Linked DNA regions of Mus musculus: region 1 is linked to region 2. A link is a contact called in ENCODE Hi-C or POLR2A ChIA-PET data. All regions are on one chromosome and are shown on one strand. Each heading gives the region's core, a stretch centred on a gene start or an enhancer-like site at or near the end of the contact. The rest is flanking DNA. Distances are from core to core; before and after follow the strand shown.

Region 1 (2,700 bases), core at 199-2,698, 100 kb before region 2:
CAACTCTCTGTAACTCCAATTCCAGGGGATCCAACACCCACACACAGACATACATGCAAGCAAAACACCGATGCACATAAAATAGAAATAAATAAATCATTTTTTAAAAAGTAACACAAGAATGAGAAAAGAAAAGACACTAAAAAGGACTGTGAATAAAACCTGCGTGGAGATAAGTTCTGAGTGGAAGAGTCTCTGAATCAGTGCACAGCTAAGAAATCCACAGAGTCCCCAGGACTGGCATAGAGGCCAGGAGCCTTTAGAATGAAAAGCATGCTAACTTATACTGCGGTGGGGCGTTGGTCTTAAAGCAGGAGTCATCCGCCCCCCCCCCCCCAAATCCCTGGGAACCTCTGAGAGTCTTAGCTTTTCAAGGCTAGCTCTGTGCCTCCCACAGAAGGTTCCTATGCTGTGCTAAGAAGTTTACAGACCTTCTACTGTGGGCTAGCACTTTCCATGGTGAGCTGAGATAAAGATGAAGAATATAAGATAAAATTATTATCCATATTCCCTTTAAAGCCCTTTAAATTAGTCTGGAAAGATAATTTAGCTGCTATGGTGCTGGTCATGTGAGTGTGAGCATCTATATTTAAAAACTGGGCATGGTGGCTTGAGACAGTCTTCGTTCCTCTCCCTCCTGGTCCTCTCAGGTGTACTGCCTGACAGCTCATCCGCCTGCCTGCAGCATCTCCTCTACCTGGAAATTTCCCAGGGGCCATTTACAACAAACAAGATCCAAGTTCATATGATCACTCTCCGGTGTCCAGTCATATCCACGTATTGTTTTAATAAACAAATATTGAAAAACATATTCTGGACCTGCTTGTATTATACACATACAGAACCTGTGCAAACTGAGCAGACTTAGCAAGAACAACAAAAACCCACCCCCCTCAAGCCCTCACAGGCCGCAGACAACACTAAATCCACATCCACCCGACAGCATTGGTGATAGAGTCAGTGAACGGATGCCTCTCCTGGCCTGGGATGTGACCGTGTCCTCAGTGGGTCTCACATCGTACAAAAGGCTCTCAAAATACAGTGCATTTCTGTGCTTCTGGGTAATTTGAAGGACTTTTTATTGTGTGTGTCCATGTGCATGTGTATGTTTCTGTGCATACAAGTGCATTTACTCATGTGTGAGCATGTATGAAGACCAGAGGTCAACCTCAAGTGTCGTTCCTCAGTTATTCTCTCTCTCTCTCTCTCCCTCTCTCTCTCTCTCTCTGTGTGAGCATACACATACTCTCTCTCTCTCTTTTGAGACAGAATCTCACTATGAACCTTTGGCTGCCCTAGAACTTGCGGCATACACCAGGCTGGCCTTGAACTCTCCACCTTGTGTTTTGAGACAGGGTCTCCCACTGGCCTTCTGCTCACAAAGTAGACTAGGCTGTTTGGCTATCAAGGCCCATGGATCCCCTGTCACCACCTCCCTGGCACTGCCATACGTTCATGCCCACCGACCAAGAGGGCTACACCAGCTTTCAGCTTGCTCTCAAGCTAGGACACGGGGGTGGGGCTGTTGTTATTTAGCTCTCTGATTCGGATCTAGCTTTTGCAGTTCCCTGGGCATTTTTCATTTTCTGGCTGTTTGTGTGCTCCACTGCCTACAGTTCTCAAAGCACTCCCAGGAGACAAAGGACATCATGCCACCCATTTGTCAGATTTGGAAACTAACACTTTTCAGATTCGAAGTCTTATCTGAGATCAGACACGCTGGGTAATAGAGAGAGCTGGAGGCAGAACCCAAACTTTTCAACTTGAATTCTAAATTCAAAATATTCAAATGTTTCAATTTATTAAAATGTTGAATACCATCGTGCTTTCTTGGAAGGGTTTGCTTAAAATCATTGTCTGAAACTGAGGCTCATGTGACCAGTAGACTTCCCTTTCAGACCTAAAATAATCTTGCAATCCACAGCCTACAGTTCTAGAGGGATAGAATTGACTAGACTCTGTTCTTCTGTTGCCCTCTGGTGGCCACTGCACAAATAACACATCACAGAGTCGCAGGGCAAAGTCAAATGCGGCTCTCTGGATGTGAAACTGAGAATGGCAGCCGGTGATGGCTGGACAGCCTGAGCTACATAGTGAGACCCATGTCAAAAAAAAAAGTTATTTTAAAAATAAAGCCAGAAGATAAAGCAGGACCCTCAAGGGTCATAGATAATTAAATGGTAGGTGACTACAAAATCCCGGGAACAACATCTAACAGGCATATGTAGAAAATGCACACAGCCCAGGTGTCTTGCTCTCTCTCATCAGGAGAAAGGGCCCAAATTGAGCTCTGAAGGGCAAGCCAGGCTATGTGTGTGTGTGTGTGTGTGTGTGTGTGTGTGTGTGTGTGCACGTGCGCACGCAGAGGTTAGGAATTCAGGGACCTGTCAAAACGCATGGTGACTGCACCGGAATTCTGAACATAAGACTTGAGGGGAAGGGGTAGGGGAGGCTAAAATCCAAATGTCCAAATGTGGTTGGATCTGATAAGAAAAGGATTTTGTGTCACAGATGCATTTAAGATTGTCCCTAAGCTAATATTACCAAATTTTAAAGGATGTTATCAATAAAAATATTTAACTATCCATCCTTTATGTTTATTTATATATTTTATTTTTATATATTTTATTTTGTGTCTGTGGTATGTATGTGTGTATGTGTGTGTGTAATGTGTATATATGTGTGTGTTTGTGTGTATAA
Region 2 (2,700 bases), core at 161-2,660:
AGGAACACTGAGCTGTGGGGCCTCTCTGGAACAGAAGCTAAGCAAGCACCTCACATCCAGAGCCTTCCTGAGAGCCTCCCCCAACCTAGCCCGGAGTCTCTGGTAGAAAGGTTTTCCTCTCCAGAGTGTATCAGAAATCAGCATCCTAACACCCGGGTCTTTCTTCCGGCTTCCAGGCTTCTAAACAGGTTCAGAAACAGGTTTCTCTTTTCCCAAGGGGAAATTGGTCCTGTGGTCTCTGAGAAACCAGAATAGAATAAAATGGGATGTACACTTGACAGCCAGCAGCAGCAGAGAGGAGATGGCTGAGCCTGTAAACACCAGCCATGCAAATAAGTTCATTAATTCTACAATGTGCAGCGACTGCGCTGGTACAACCTACATTGCTACAGCAGAGCAGTAAATCTGGCCTGCTGTTTGGAGAAGAGCTAATGGGGGGGGGGGCGGGACATTAACTTTTTACCAAGCACAGTAACATGAGTAACATTCTACATTACCAGTCAGCTGATGGCAATCTTACAGTTTAACCTGGAACTTTTTTTCTTTCTTTCAGGACACTGTACTTTGTGTGGGTAAAAACAGGCATGTATATAACAGATGAGTGTTAGTCAGCATACTTTTAAAAGTACATAACTAGCTACTTTGGTAACAAATATGCTTACTTGCAGTGAAAATTATAATTACAGTTTGACACAGCAGGAAGGAAGTATTGTTGATTATTTTGCTTTGCTTTTTTGGTTTTGGTTTTTTAAGTTCCTTGCTTGTTATGCCCTAATTTGGGAGGGCAGTGGATGGGTGTCAGTCCCCACCCCTATACACACACCTGGGTCCTAGGATAAGCCTAAATAGGCCTAAGGCAATCCCAGTGGGCTGTTCCCTGGCTAGAGCTGTGTCAAGAATGGATGTTCTAGAATGCCTGCTGCCGGTGTGGTATCATGACCTTCCTTCCTAGAGTCACCATCCCTGTCCTTTTCCAGGTCTATGCTCATGAGAGCAACTGAGGCAAATACAGAAATTGGAAAAACACTTCCTCAGGGAACAGTTGTAGCTATATGGGCAGATGCAGGGTTTCTAGCAACTTCCTGGAACAGACTTAAGGATATGTACACCTAAGTCTTTCATCCTGAGGTCTGCTGAGGTTGAGTTTCTCAGCTCTGTTCTCCCACACCCCTCTCTCCCAGCAGCCAAGGCTGAGTCTATGTTAAACCCTTTACACCCAGAATGCACAGGGCGACTTGAGAGTGTTCTATTCTGATCCCTTGATGCCATCTATCTATGGTGTTTGGGGGATGCAGTTCTAGCCAATAAGAGGTGAGGGGTGGTGTGCTGGAGGGCTTCTTCTTAGTCTTGAGGAGGCTCTAGAAAAGCAGCTCTTGTCTGCATTTGATGCCCGGGACAGCTGTCATGATTTCCTGCCAGCCTGAAATAGAGCCAGTATGCAAATGGAAGGCAGAGCCAGGAGAAATGCCCAGAAAGAGGAGGCAGAGTCCTGAGGTATCTGTACCCAGCAGCTTTATAACTGACACGGACTTATGTCTCAGGCAGGGGAAGATTTGAGACAGTCTGCTGTCGGCTGCCATACTTCCCAGAGAAATATCATATAGCAACCCTACCTGTGCTATTCTCCAGGCAAATGAATACCCAGAAAATCTCAAGTGCAGCCCCCAGCACTGACAGAGCTTTGTGAGTTATTGCTTTGTATTGCAGACATGTCTATAATACTGTAACTTTTATCATGTCTTTGAACCCTAGTTATACTTTACACTCCTAGCGCTTAAGTGTTGGGATAGTCCTGCTATTTTGAATTTCATCTTGTCTTGCCAACAACCAGACAGCTTTCATTTTGCATGGTAACACATAATCACCAAAATGGCAATGCGAACTGAGCTGGTGCAAAGCAATCTTAATAATTAGTAGGTGGTGCACGCCTGTAATCCCAGTGCCCAAGATGGCTAAAACAGGACGATTATAAATGAAAGACTAGCTCTGGGCTACATATCATGACTCTGGCTCAAAAAGGATAGTAAAATATCAAAACCTTTTTTCTGCATCATGAATACACAGGGATAATTTTTAAAGCAAGGCTGATATTTAATAATTTAGACTGAGAACACTAGAAGCATTGATAAAATATTCTTATTTCCTTGTTTAAAAAGTCTCACCAGGAGTAGCTCGATCGGTGCTTACCTTCAGAGCACTTCCCGTGCTTTGACACATCATCAGACCCTTTCTAAGCTTGAGTTCACTCCCAACACTTTGTGATTGGACCCATCCAGACAATGTGAGACTGTCTCCCCACCTCTGCATCTCTAACTTAAGTCAATGTTGGGATGTCCTTTATGCCCGGCGAAGTGACATACAGGATGAACAACAGTGAGATCAGAGTGGACAGCTCTAGGGAAGCCGGTATTCTGCTTACTCTAACTGCTTAAACAGAAGACAGAGAACTGAACACATCTGTTTGTCCTTCCTTTTTCCTCCCTGGTAGGATTGTGTTTTCATAGTCACCTTAGTCCATAAAGCAACATAACTATGCAGTAAAAATGGCCAAACGATAGAAGAGACTTACATTCTTCATTCTTAGCAGCCTTGGTATCACCATGAACTCAAGGTTTACCTTCCTCTGCAGGGTTTTTAAATTTTTAGTATTATTATTTTCTGTTCTGTGTATGTGTGCATGTGTGTATAAGATGTATATGA

The links. Hi-C counts contacts between places; a loop is a spot of excess contacts on that map. ChIA-PET counts read pairs that join two places held with the same protein, here RNA polymerase II (POLR2A).
Region 1: a loop to region 2 is called in a map of left cerebral cortex, with 2.3 times the contacts of the local background. The contact joins two enhancer-like sites. A Hi-C loop is called at or near these places in 1 of 37 maps with a recorded cell type or tissue (left cerebral cortex). POLR2A ChIA-PET finds 5 or more read pairs at or near these places in 1 of 5 experiments (Patski).

The regions. Positions count from the first base shown.
Region 1 is chr14:31,954,390-31,957,089 of GRCm38, reverse strand. No RefSeq gene overlaps it. Among named protein-coding and RNA genes, the nearest start is that of Gm41125, 12 kb to the right of the region's middle. Within about 2 kb of position 1,448, at least 1 of the 3 ENCODE cell types and tissues checked has a DNase peak (open chromatin) inside an H3K27ac peak, as active enhancers do.
Region 2 is chr14:31,853,541-31,856,240 of GRCm38, reverse strand. No RefSeq gene overlaps it. Among named protein-coding and RNA genes, the nearest start is that of Ankrd28, 24 kb to the right of the region's middle. Within about 2 kb of position 1,410, at least 2 of the 3 ENCODE cell types and tissues checked have a DNase peak (open chromatin) inside an H3K27ac peak, as active enhancers do.